4 separate regions of the Mus musculus genome follow, and all the other regions are linked to region 3. A link is a contact called in ENCODE Hi-C or POLR2A ChIA-PET data. All regions are on one chromosome and are shown on one strand. Each heading gives the region's core, a stretch centred on a gene start or an enhancer-like site at or near the end of the contact. The rest is flanking DNA. Distances are from core to core; before and after follow the strand shown. Region 1 holds the start of Slc16a3 (solute carrier family 16 (monocarboxylic acid transporters), member 3). Region 2 holds the start of A430102A20Rik (a long non-coding RNA gene). Region 3 holds the start of Csnk1d (casein kinase 1, delta). Region 4 holds the start of Cd7 (CD7 antigen).

What was found. A loop is a pair of places that touch in the nucleus more often than their neighbours do. ChIA-PET counts read pairs that join two places held with the same protein, here RNA polymerase II (POLR2A).
Region 1: a loop to region 3 is called in a map of left cerebral cortex, with 5 times the contacts of the local background. The contact joins the promoter of Slc16a3 here to the promoter of Csnk1d in region 3. A Hi-C loop is called at or near these places in 5 of 37 maps with a recorded cell type or tissue (CH12.LX, T-helper 2 cell, heart and 2 more). POLR2A ChIA-PET finds 5 or more read pairs at or near these places in 4 of 5 experiments (Patski and embryonic stem cell).
Region 2: POLR2A ChIA-PET joins it to region 3 with 26 read pairs in Patski. The contact joins the promoter of A430102A20Rik here to the promoter of Csnk1d in region 3. A Hi-C loop is called at or near these places in 1 of 37 maps with a recorded cell type or tissue (CH12.LX). POLR2A ChIA-PET finds 5 or more read pairs at or near these places in 2 of 5 experiments (Patski and embryonic stem cell).
Region 4: POLR2A ChIA-PET joins it to region 3 with 10 read pairs in Patski. The contact joins the promoter of Cd7 here to the promoter of Csnk1d in region 3. A Hi-C loop is called at or near these places in 1 of 37 maps with a recorded cell type or tissue (T-helper 2 cell). POLR2A ChIA-PET finds 5 or more read pairs at or near these places in 1 of 5 experiments (Patski).

What each region holds. Positions count from the first base shown.
Region 1 is chr11:120,947,728-120,950,862 of GRCm38, reverse strand. Slc16a3 (solute carrier family 16 (monocarboxylic acid transporters), member 3) reads right to left here and starts at 1,796. Exons shown (of 6, transcript NM_001038653.1): 1 at 1,713-1,796.
Region 2 is chr11:120,931,469-120,934,648 of GRCm38, reverse strand. It overlaps A430102A20Rik (a long non-coding RNA gene), which reads right to left and starts at 1,785. Exons shown (of 3, transcript XR_880367.2): 1 at 1,558-1,785; 2 at 1,241-1,308; 3 at 637-1,093. It overlaps Ccdc57 (coiled-coil domain containing 57), which reads left to right and starts at 1,777. Exons shown (of 19, transcript NM_027745.1): 1 at 1,777-1,933.
Region 3 is chr11:120,989,876-120,992,876 of GRCm38, reverse strand. It overlaps Csnk1d (casein kinase 1, delta), which reads left to right and starts at 1,544. Exons shown (of 10, transcript NM_027874.2): 1 at 1,544-1,942. The coding sequence starts at 1,867. LOC115486436 (a long non-coding RNA gene) reads right to left here and starts at 1,513. Exons shown (of 2, transcript XR_003949839.1): 1 at 1-1,513.
Region 4 is chr11:121,037,703-121,041,132 of GRCm38, reverse strand. It overlaps Cd7 (CD7 antigen), which reads left to right and starts at 1,655. Exons shown (of 4, transcript NM_009854.2): 1 at 1,655-1,840; 2 at 2,783-3,097; 3 at 3,317-3,430. The coding sequence starts at 1,768. It overlaps Gm11775 (a long non-coding RNA gene), which reads right to left. Exons shown (of 2, transcript XR_880372.3): 1 at 3,271-3,430.

The DNA of each region.
Region 1 (3,135 bases), core at 547-3,046, 42 kb after region 3:
TGCCCTTCACGAAGGCGAGCGAGGGCGCGCGACTGAACCTCTGGGATGCTGAGATGGGCTAGTTCATTATCCATCTACCCCCTCATGGCCCATTCCACTGATGGGAACAACGGCCAGAAGTCTGCTCTTGCCGCTAGGGCGGTCTCCATTCCTAACCTGCCCCTGAGCCAGTGCTCAGTGCCAGCTGGACCAAGGCCTGGTCCAGAGGTCTCTAATTGCTTAGCATCACCATCCAGAAAGTCCCGCATGGGGCCCAAAGGTGTCTGCTTCTGGGCCTCCCCAGCCCTCCCCTTTCTGACCAGTTCACTGGAGGATTAGAGTCCTAAAGTCCCGGAACACCGGCATACTGTGGGGTCCCACGCACTGGCCCCTTCAACATTACTTCTTGATGGTTCTAAGGCCTACTGTGCTTTCTCCTCGCTGCCCCTCGAAATTTAGGCATCCAAGCAGTGAGATCGTTTTTACGGGGAGCAAGCCCTGCCCAAGGTCACTGGTGATGTGGCCAAGTCCATCTTGGAACCAAACCACTGGTTATTCAAAGTCCTTGCCAAGAAGGGGCCACATGTATCTCGGTAGTGTCCTCAGTGCCCCTTAAGGGGTAGACTCATCCTTTGCACAGCATCCTAGCTGTGCACTAGTCACTGCTCATCCTGAGTGAGTCCACACACTTTTAGGACTGTCCTCGTTCCTCAACACGGACGGACCCAGCACCCACGGGACACCAGCCAACTTTGGGCCTGTACAATGATGCCGGGAGCCCTCGGGGATAACCTGCTCCCAACAGAAGAACTTTGGGAAAGCTAATGAGCCTGTGTTATGGGGAGAACCTTGCCGTTACGCTCAGACCAACCTGTTGTCCTGAAAGGGTTCCTGTCGGCCTGGGCCCTGCTGCCCTCTCCTTGCTTGTCACCCAGATTCCAAGCACTATCAGCTGTCCAGAGTTAACAGTTTCTTGAGCCTGTCTGTTGACTGGACCAGCATCCAGGCAGGCGCCTAGTCAACCCACTTGTCAGGTAAGAAAACAGACCGTGCCTGGTTTTCCTATCGGATGAGAATAGAGCAAACAGAGCCCACTCCGGAGGAAAACCCCACTTTCATGTGCCTAGTTTGGGTTAATAGTGGTGGCTGGGTAAGAGTTGATGAGTTTAAGATGGTAGAAAAGGTGGATGTAAAGAGATGAAAGAGACCCGAGGGCATACCTCCCCCAACGTGGCACCATTCCGAAGCGCACGTGTCCCTCTCTCTCACTGGGCGGCCTGCTGACGCCCGCTGGAGATTCGGGGTTCCAAGGAGGCTGTAGCATTCCCACCAAATATAGCCCAGGTTCCCCGGCCGTCCGGCCACGCTCCAACCCTCTTGGGCCGAGCTATTTATACTCTGGACGTTTGGTCGCCCAGGGCAGCTGCCCTCCTGGACGAAGCCCAGCCCCCGAGGGCTACCGGATGGATAGATAGGCGTCTACGAGGGCAGGGAAGCAGGATGCAAGCGCGCAACTGGCTGTTCATGGCCCTTTGGTGGAGCCGCAGTGGTGAGAAGGTTCTCCAAGTCAAGAAAGAATGGGGCTGGAGAACCAGGAGGAGAGAGGGTCAGGGGCCGGGAGCTCCAGGTCTGGATCCCCCGCCTGATGATCGAAGGCCCCAAACCTTGGGCGACTGGAGGCGGGGGGAGGGTCCCAGCCTCGCTCCGCGCGCCAAGCATCTCGCCGCGCCTACCTGTTACCGCCAGCCGCTGTATCTGCCTCTGTCCGCCTTGGCTGCCCGGCGCCGCGCCGGGGGCGACTTTAAGTGCTCTCATCCGTCGCGCGGCACGTCCCCCGCGCACGTCACCGCTGCCTGGCGCCGCCCCTGCCCTCCCCACCCGGACCCCGCGCCGCTGCCGGAGGGGGCGCCCTGGCCGCTGTTCCCCGACGGCGCGGACAATGCCATCTCCACTTAACAGGGAGACCAGGCTGGCACTCGCTCTATAGGCGCCCGGGGCCCGGGCCCCACCCAACGCAGACCTTCTCACTGTTCTCTTCCGCGCCCTTGGGCCGTGACTACCCACCTCTGCTTCCCATTCTACCCTCCATTTATCCCCTCCCAAGACTGTGGGCTCCTTCCATGATTCCTGCAAGAGAGTGGCAATGTCCTCGCTATCTCCGAGACTGGGACCTTTTGCCCTCCAGACCCTGGCCTTCTGGCCTGCGCCTTCTGCCGGGTGGCACACGCCCCCACCACACCTCATGCACACAGGGCTCCTGCCGCCTGCCTACTTCGGACTTTCGCCCCATCCAAACCACCATACCTTGCTCGTGCCTCAGCCTGGGCTATTGTGTGGCTGTGGCAGCTGTCTTCCCTAGTTAGGAAGACTCAGGCACCTTGGACTGACCGGGGATCTTGGGCAAGGCTGTCAACCTCCCTGAACTTCCGTTTTCCCCTGTGGTCGGGGCCCTGCAACAAAGTCAGATACAGGCACTGACACAGCCCTGCTCTGTCGCCCCTCAACTCCTATAGAAGTGATTTTTATGGGGGGATTTCTGCTCCACTCTAGCCTGTATAGCTCCCTGGGGGGCGGGGGGGGGGGCAAAGAAACCTGGTGTTTTTATTAACAAGCTGTAAGTTTAAACCGGGCAGGTTCTGAGATTGCTATAACATCCTAACTATAGACGCCACATTACTTGCCAACTGAGTCTTGCTGTGTTTGCTCTGCCCCATGAGTGTCCTCAGCGATTTTCTCTCGGCCACGTGCTCATGGTCCATCCTCCCAGACCATCCTGCCTCAAGGCAGGCCTCTTCCTTCCCCTGCCTTTTTCCTTTTCCTGGTACCTACTGGAGATACCCCTACTCATCTCAAGTTCCACCTTCCTCTCTTTCCTGCCCAGTCACAGGCTTTAGCCTTTTACTATCCAATCAGAAGTTATTGGGGAGCATTCTCCACAGCACATTGGTCAATACGCTGCCCATGTCCAGACTGCAACCTGATCTTGGGGCACAGAACTCTTGGGGCATCTGAATACACAGAGCACAAGAGCAATCCTAACACTCCCAGCCCAGTGTGGGAGATGAGGACAGGACAGCAGCTTTGCATGCTGCTCTACAAATGCTGACTTCCCGGAAAGGAACAGGATTGGGAGAGAGTAGAGCCATTCTGAGCTGG
Region 2 (3,180 bases), core at 536-3,035, 58 kb after region 3:
TAGTGGCATGTTTGAAAATTCTGGAATTCTGGTTTCTTTGAAAAACACAAAAATATCATAAGAATGTGCTTTCATTTTAATCCTAGGTGTGGGGATATGAGACTGCTTCAGACAGTCCACAGCAGCTGACTATGATTTGCCTCGTGCTCTAGCAGAGGCATGTTTTGCCAGCTGCAGATAAGTTTCTTTGATTGTGTTATGTTTGGAATTCTGGGAACTTTTCAGAGGATATATAGATGCTAGGGCCCCGAGAAGTGGGAGTGGATGTTGGTCGTGGTGTGTGTGTTGCAGTTTTGTTAGTCGTTATGCTCAAAGTAGAAACAAGGAAAGAAATTAGATTCAGGAATCTCTATCCCACTCTCTCCCCCCATCCTTCTTTCTCTCCTATCTGGTGATGGTGGGGTGAAACAGGGGTGGGAAAAAGAACCACAAAGTAGCAAAGACCAACTACAGGAAGCTCCTGTGACAGAGTGAGGCAGAGACAAGGGGTGTGAACATACTTGTGGAATGGGGCTGACCCTTGGACCCCTCAATTAAGGCAAGGGTTTTACATTTGACAGCAAAGAACTGGCAGTTGAGGTTACCTCACTTTCTAATAGAACAGAAGGCCCCTAGAAGTTCAGGGGACTCCCTGGCTGAGAAGAAGGCTACAAAGACAAGCTGGTTGGGGGAAGGTTCAAACACCAAGCATTTGCTGTCAGGAAGTGGGGACAGCAAGTTGAGGGAAAGAGACTGACGGGTAGAGGAAGACGGCAGGATATAGGACAGGAAAGTAGGAATGACTAGACTTCTTGATACTGCCCTCCTGGAGGAGGGGATTCCCAGACACTCCCCATCCCCTAGGAATTATGCTGGTTTAGGTGTGTATGCCAGTTCCAGGACCAGGCCACAGTTTAACTTCTTCAGTATAAAGAGATAAGAATACCATTCTTTTTATTATTTGTGACTGTGTGAACGTGCAGACCATAACATATGGGGGATAGGGAAGACTCATGGGAATTGGTTCTCTCCTTCCATTCTGTGGGTCCCAGAGTGTGAATCAGGTCATCAGACTGACACATCCACAGAGCCATCTCCCTGGCCCTCAGATGACCTAAGGATTTAAAGAAAGACAAAGGCGAGCCTACAACGAATTCCTGGGGCTCATGCAGGCCCTTCCCAGCAACCAGCCCCATTCCATCCAACTCTTCTTAGTCCAGGACACGCTCCATGAAAGCTGGGGTCTTGGAGGATCATTCACCTTTTGATGCTTGGGGTTTCAGACCAAATCGTGGATGGACTTCTTGTGACTGCGCCTTACCCAGGGCTCTGAAAGAGGATCAACTTCTTCACTTAGCCCTCTCCGCCTGGCGACATGCCCTAGGTGCAACCTCCACCCACTCTTGCCATGTGCACCCTTGTTACAGTCTCATGTGCAGTCTACAAAGGGAAAACCTGAGTCCCAGAATAACTTCCCACCCACGACTTGCAGGTTCCATCCCTGAGCTCCCAGTCCCTCCGCCTACAGGCACCTCCTGCTAAGCTGAAGTTAGCCCTTTGGGACTCCAGAATGGGCACCTTGGGGACCCTCAGGACAGCTGGGGGAGGGCACAGGGCCCCGTAGGTGTAGGTCCTTGCTCACTGGCTCGCACTACTCAGGGAGTCTGCTAGGCCACGGAACCCCAAGCGTCTCTTCCTTCGGTACCAGCGCACAGGTCGGAACTCTTTTGTGTTGAGACTCCTGTTTCTGCCCGGCGGGATCGGAGCGCCGCTCAGGGTGCACCGGGACCAAGGTTACTGACTCCAGTCGCTATGGTAACGTGGCCCGCGCTGTAGGTTCGGGCGGGAGAGTGCTGGCGCTCGGAATCCTGGAGACCCGGGTCCCAGCTGGCGCAGCTCTAGGTCGCACGCGGGAGACGAAGCTAATTCCGCTGGGACCGTCCTGGCACACGCGGTGAGTGGACGGTCATCGCATCAGGTTCTTGCTCCCCTGTAGCTTTCTTTGACTCAGACTCCCAAACGCCTACCTCGTGATTAGCCACACGCGCTTCACAGCGCTTCAGTCCCTCACTGACTTCATTAGTCCATTATCTTGTAGACTACTTGTCATCCTGGCTTGGCCCGATATTTTACACAATTAAGTTACACATTTTAAACAAGAAAATGGCGCGCTCGTGCCTCCCAGAAGGCAAACGCCCCATTACTGGGGAATACTTTCGTCGCCAAGGTTTGAGTGGTTTAAGTGGTGGCTGCCAAGGGGCTAACATAAAGTTATTATTTTCTACTCGGCATGGTGGCACATGCTTTAAAATCCCAGGATTTGGGGGCAGAGGCAGGCGGATTTCTGTTATTTCGAGGCCGGCCTGGTCTGCATAGTTCCAGGACAGCCAGAGCTATGTAGAGACTCTGTCTTAAAATCTAAATAAATAACAAGGTTTCTGTTTTCTTTCCTTTTTTTTTTAAGATTTATTTATTTATTATATGTAAGTACACTGCAGCTGTCTTCAGACACATTAGAAGAGGGCATCAGATCCTACTACAGATGGTTGTGAGCCACTATGTGGTTGCTGGGATTTGAACTCAGGACCTTTAGAAGAGCAGTCGGGTGCTCTTACCCACTGAGCCATCTCACCAGCCCCCAGGTTTCTATTTTCTTATTGTAAATAATAAACACCATTTGGGGAGGTGCTTGACTGTGTAAAAGTCTTGCTTTTAACCATATTTTCAGCTACTAATTTTAGCATACGTCAGTGAAAGCTTCCTGATTTTTTTTTTTCTTTTGATTTCATGTTTTATTCTTGCTATGTTGGGTGCAGAAAAAGAATCACAAGTTAACTGAATCAAAGGCCATTCAGACCATTCGGACTGAAGTGGGATCCAGTTTCCAGCAGTCTTTATTTAGAATCGGCATCAGTGTAGGTTTCAATCACTGCTCTGGCAGCTGGGGCCCAGGGAGAGCTGCAGGAAACAAGAACAGGCTGTATTCTCCAGGGCTCCTGCCTGGGTACAGGTCGGTCCTCCCTGGGAATAGCAGGTGGAGGATAACAGCGACTCCAAGGGATGGGCTAGTCATGAAGAGATGGAGATCATTGATGTCCCCACAGGGAGGACCTCAGAGGTCACTGCCCTTCCACCTGTATCCTGGAATCTTTTATGAAACTGCTCCATGAGAACCAGGCAGGAATTTCATTGGCTTCAGGA
Region 3 (3,001 bases), core at 295-2,794:
GGACACTTGCAAATGACCTTCAAAACCCAGAGCATTGATCCTGCCTGGGGCCTCTTCCGTGCACTGCCTCCTTCTGACCATCGAGTAAGTAAAACGCAGCAAGAACTTTGGTCACTTTATCAGCTGACTGTCCTGTATACAAGTAATAAGAAGGGTGTGCAGAGCCCTAGGCACGCAGCAGCTCACACCCTCGGCTCTCTATTCCAGACAGAGCAGGTGCTCCCAGAGGGAAGACCGCTAGGCAAAGATCAGGCCCGAGGTTGGTAAGAGAGAGGTTAGGCCAGATACCAGGTTTGCTGTTTTCAGTTCAATATAGGGGCTTCTCAGATGAAGTTAGGTATTGTTCATCAACAGAAAAAAAATTATACTTGAATTCTGTCAGTAAGATTATTTTTACTAGTTTGGCCGCATCTGGCTCTGACTCCTGGACTAAAAAGCTAGGCAGTTCCCATACCTGCCGCTCAGTGACCACTGGTTTCAGTTTGCCTTGTGGTGTCTTCTGTCTCCGGCTGTGTAATGCTCCCCAACCTGACTGCCAACTGTGTGCAGGCAGGCACTGCAGGACCACCAAAAGGAAGGGTGGTGGAGCTGGGAGACTAGAAGACATGTCAGCTCCACGTGCTTCTGCAGGGCTGCTGAGTTGTCATGCAGCGTGATACCCTGTGCAGATGCTACGGGTGCTAGCTGACCAAATAGAAGCATTACACTCATCTGTGACTCTCGTGTTTCTGGCTGGGTGAGAGTGGGCCTAGAAAAGCATCTATTTGGAAGGTTGTCCCCTCCTGGTTAGGGGGCACCTCCTGTGTGGTAGCTCCTCCAGAGTCCCTCCTCAGTGGTCAGAATGGACAGCCAAGTCTTGGAAGCTGGCCGTCAGCCTGAACTTCAGAATTCATGTTTGTGTTTGCCAGGGGAACATGCAGATCCAATGCAGACCAGATAAAAATGTTGACTCTCTCTCCAGGCAGACAGCCCTGGAGAGCGATCAGAGTCTGAGACATACCCTCTACACCCTCAGTGAACTCAACACTGACCTTCCTGCCCACAGTGGGTCCCAGGAAGACCTCTTTTCTTCCACCCTTGTGTGCAAGAAGCTGGCAGGCAGCAGCAGGCACGTTTTGCACCATTCAAAGCCCACAACTGGTGATTCCTACAAAAGCTAACTGTCTACCTGTGATCTCAGAGCTAGGCCTGGACCGCCCTCTCTGCCCTTTTCCCCTATCTGTAAAGGGCCTTTCCCGGGGTCTACAAAAGGAACTGCTATTCGGCTTCTCTCTGCCTGTTTAGGGGCAGGGTCGCTATAGCCCAGGCTGGTCTCGAACTCCCAAGGGCTGGAACTACAGGCATTTCTTACCACACATGGCTTAGCTTCCTCGGACTTCTATTGGAGACAAATGGGAAGACCAAAGAGACCAGCTGGAGTCATCCTGCGGGAACGGTGGACACTGGGACAGAGAAACAGGCCTGGTTGCGACTGCGCAATCCATCAAGTAGCCAAGCCCCGCCCCCGAGCACGGTGGCCCCGCCCCCTTGGGTTGCTAGGGGAAGTGACGTCACAGCGCGATGGCGGCGGCTCCTTTAGGCAGCTGAAGGGGGATTTAGGCCCGGAAGATCCGAGTCCATCCGCGGCGGGGAGAGGGCGAGCGGGGCCGGCAAGGGCCGGAGCAGCGGCGGCGGCGCTCGGACTGTCCCATCCGCCCCGTATTGAGGCGCTGAGAGCGACGGGGCGACCGGAAAGCGATGGTGAAAGCGGGGCCGTGAGGGGGGCGGAGTCGGACCGGACCCGCAGTAGCGGCAGCAGCGGCGCCGCCTCCCGGAGCGCAGACCCAGGAAGCGGCCGGGCGGGCAGTAGCGAGCCGCACCGCTGCCATGGAGCTGAGGGTCGGGAACAGGTACCGACTGGGCCGCAAGATCGGCAGCGGCTCCTTCGGAGACATCTATCTCGGTGAGGCCCGGCGCCATCGAGCGCCCGGGGGCCTTGCGGATCGGCGGGCGGGGTCCCCGGCAGGCCGAGGCCTGCGGAGGGCCGGAGTGGACGTTCGGCATCCCCGCAGCCGAGGGCCCGGGCACCGGCCTCGGCCAGACACCAACGGCCGCTGTGCGAGCGCGGCCGGGGGGCTGGGCGCGGCGCGGCGGGTCGGGGTGGGGTGCGGGGAAGGGCTGGAAGGACAGGCCGGTCTTGGGGACTGCAGGCCGGGGGGCAGAGCTCGGAGCGTGTCTGGGGATGGTCGGGGACCCGGGAGAGGAAGAAGGAGGCCTAGAGGCGGGGGCCAGCGGGCCTCGGTGGTGGGGTGTCAGAGGGCGTGGGAAAAGGACTGGGGGCGGGGGCCGGGGGGGGACAGCGGGGAGGGGGAGGGGAGAGCGGGGCAGGGGAGGGCAGCAGGCTGGGGGTGGGGCCCGGAGGGGGCAGGGCCTGGGCCGGGCGTCAGCATCCTCCCCCACCTAAGGTCACCGCAGTAAACAAAGGCCATGCTCTGCTCCGCCAAGGGTCTGGTGCTGTTCCTCAGCTCTGCAGTGGCGTCCTGGATGTTTTCATGTGTGGGGGAGAAATGTCAAAATAAGCCAGATGTAGTGTGGAGGTGGGGAGTGTCCCGGTCAGAAATGGGGGAAACGACCGGCTGATTTCTGAGGGTTCTTGGAGCAGTCTGGGCCTGCTCTTTTCCACAATGGCATCTCCACTTAGCTGACCCGCTAAAGGGATCACCCATAGCCTCCTGGCTGCCACTCTCCTCCAAATCAGGACTGAAAATGTTCCCTGTGCCTGGCCTGAAAGGCCTTGGTTTGGTTGGGGTCTTGAGGATATGTTGAGCATCTAAGTTGACTACTGGACACCCGGAAATCAACAGGAATGAAGTTTTGATGAATGCAGATGCATTCAATGTCGAGATGTAGGCAGAACAGAGGGGAGAGAAGTGGTGTGGAAGGAAGTTCTCATGATGGCTCTCAGAATTCTCAAGGTAGACATGAGGGTTGCTTAGGGTTGCTTAAACCTGATAGTTGGGGA
Region 4 (3,430 bases), core at 406-2,905, 48 kb before region 3:
AACGAGAACAGTAAACCAAGGAAACAGTCAACTTCTGGAAGATATGATTGTTAGAAACAAACCCACAGAATATCATTTGAGCCTGGCTGATGGTGCATGCTTTTAGTCCCAGCATTTGGGAGGCAGAGGCAGGTGAGTCTCAGAGTTTGATGCCAACCTGGTCTACAGAGTGAGTTCCAGGATAGCCTGGGCTACACAGAGAAACCTTATCTCACAAAACAGCAACAACAACAAAAACCACTCGAGCTGAGACCTGAAAATGAAGCCCCGAGCTAAAGACGCTGCCTGGTGAGCTGGAGAGATGGCCCAGTGGAGAAGACCCTGCCTGATGACAGTGGCCTCCAGAGTCACAACCACAGTGCATCTGATGCTACCGCCCAGCACCCAGATGCACAGAGTCTGTGCCTCTTCAATCAAAATAAATGCACTGGGGTTTGGGTCATCACCTCCTCCTGGAGCCCTGGAGCCCTTAGGCACAGCCCATAGGGCCCTGTGTGTCTATGATCTCTGAAACTTGAGGCATGGTGCCCCAAACAGTCAAAAGTGTCGATGCACGAAGACCACATCAAGGTCAGCCCTGCAGAGGTGGCAGCACTCCAGTCCATGTGCCCCTGGTGTGGCCACGGGCATCCTAGGAAGGAGACTAGGTCTAGGTCTTTGACTGTTCTTACTTCCCTGTAAAGTCTGTCTTTCCATGAACTTCTCCCCTGGGGGCTAGGTGCTGATTTCTTTACTGCCCACCTGACCCAGCTCCCCTCGTATTTCTCTCCAATATTCTCAGGCTGCACAGTTCCATACCTGCTGTCCCTGTGTTACCACAGGTGACCTGTCCCTCCCCAACCCTTTGTTCCTAAAATCTTCCAACTTTGACCTTCCTTTACCTGAGTCCCTCTCCCATGTGCCCTCAAGTACCCCGCATGGCACCCCTGTCTACACCATAGCATTCCAAACCCACCTACAGGGGGAGCATCTTCCCCCTTAGAGTAGGACCCCGGAGGAACTGCTTTGAGTCCCTATGTGACACTGTACACACACACACACACAAACTCACCCCTCAGTGTGACACACTGGCTCTGGTACCAGCAATAAAACTCATGGTTGACAAGAGTCCTAGCTCTCCCCCAACCTGGGAACCAGACACAGGGCCCTCGGTTTTGTCCCAGAAGGCAGATTGCTATTGAAGGGGCTCCTAGCCGCCCTTTGGCCTAGCAGATCTGGCTCAATCATGCTTCTAAGGAAGGATCACCCAGGCCGCCAAGGCAACCACAGCCAAGGCTACTGGGTATGCTGTGTCAGGCTGAAACCCCAGTGTGTCCAGACAACAGGTGAGACCACAGACCTGAACACATCCCAGCAGAAAATGACACAAAAGACCAGAGGAAACTTCAACTCCCTCCCGGCCTCTAAACCTTTAAGTCCCTCTAATTTTTCTTCCAGGTTACAGGACTAGTTCTTATTTCTTCTTCCTCTTGACGTCTCCTGTGGAGACTCTTGGTTAAAGATGATAAAGATGTGGGCCAGCCAACCAGCCAGGGAGGACAGTTGGGGTCAGGTGGCTTCCTCCACCTGGCTTGTTGTGTTCCCTGCCCACCAAGCTCCACCTTCATCTTCAGGAAGCCCTCCCTCGGAGCTTCACCACCAATCGCATTGAACTGCCACACCCCTGTTTCTTCCTCTCAGGGTTTTTGGTGTGAACTTTCACAGTGCTCAGTAATGTGTTGTAGCCAGAGTGGCTGATTTGGCTCAGATCACCTGGATTTGGGCGTCATGACTCAGCAGGCAGTGCTGGCTTTGCTGCTTACACTGGCCGGAATCCTGCCTGGCCCCCTGGATGCCCAAGGTAAGCATCCCTGTAGCAGGGCTCCCAGAGAGCATCTCACACACCCACCTGGGGAAGGGTTGGCCCTGACTTGACTTCCCCAAGTCTTAGTCTTAGACCTGGAATAGTCCCAGCTCCGTGGAAAAGCAGAGACTTGAAAGCTTTAGTTTACAGGACTAACATCTACCCTTGGTGCTTGTGAGAACTGTGTTCTTCAGTTCCCTTTCAGAGCAGCTGTCTGTGGGAAGTCTTGTGGTAAGGTGTAAAAGATCTACAATAAGATTATGGGAGGCTCAGGCTCCCAGGCACAATTCTTGTGCAAAACCAGCATAGTGTTCATTCTGTGAGATGCTGAGGTTTGTACTCAGTCTTGCCTACAGGAAAGTGGGTGGTGTGGGTGCCAGGCACGGCAAACGGGGCTGGAATCTGAAAGAGTGAGTATCCCATGAACAAGTCAACATGTGCCCCTTGCGCAGAGCCACAGGCTCTGGATGCCTAGAAATGATGGGGGGAAGGAGGGTGATGAAGAAACCAGCATCGGAAAGAGTAGGCAAAGAGGAGATAGGACTATGGCTGTCTGGGAGTGACTGACTCACTTAAAAGAGAAAGAAAGAGTACAGCCAGGGTGGGGAGTAGTCAAAAGGGAAGTCCTTGTGTTGAGATGCAACAAAGTTGCCAAGTTCCTATAGCATTTCTGCAGAGAGGGGTGTGATGGAGGAGGCATCTCACAGGAATACAAAATGGGAGAAAGAAACCTGGAGGTGTAGAGAGTGCAGCCCCTGTGCACAGCAAAATGAGACAGCATGTGTGAGCATGCGGGTGCGGGTGCTGTGAGAGATGCTCAAGAGTGTGCAAGGACATACATGAATGTAGGATCTGTGGAGCCTCTGAGATACGTGTTAGCGTGTTTGAGTCACCGTGTGCTGTGCGCCAGCTTGGTGCTAACTGGCTGGTTCTTCACAGACGTACACCAGTCCCCCCGACTCACGATTGCCTCTGAGGGGGATTCTGTCAACATCACCTGCTCTACAAGAGGGCACCTGGAAGGGATCTTAATGAAGAAGATCTGGCCTCAGGCTTACAATGTGATTTACTTTGAAGACCGGCAGGAGCCCACAGTAGACAGGACCTTCTCAGGCCGAATTAATTTCTCTGGTTCCCAGAAGAACCTGACCATCACCATAAGCTCCCTCCAGCTGGCAGACACTGGAGACTACACCTGCGAGGCTGTCAGGAAAGTCAGTGCCCGTGGCTTGTTCACCACGGTTGTGGTGAAAGGTAAGGATGTGCCCATCTGACTGTTGGCCAGGCCAGGAGCCCACTGGCTGCTAGAGACCTTCTTTGCACTTGTTGGAGCTGTCTGCTCAGAGCCCATTTCTTCCTGGAAACCTCCTAATGGTGCCCACACCTGGCTTGAACCTCAAGGCCTCCAATGAGGATCCCCACCTCACCTGCTTGTGTCCTCTCCTACCAATGGCTTTGTGTTCATTTTCCCAGAAAAATCATCCCAAGAAGCATACAGATCCCAGGAACCTCTGCAGACATCATTTTCCTTCCCAGCTGCCATTGCTGTAGGCTTCTTCTTCACCGGGCTGCTCCTTGGGGTGGTGT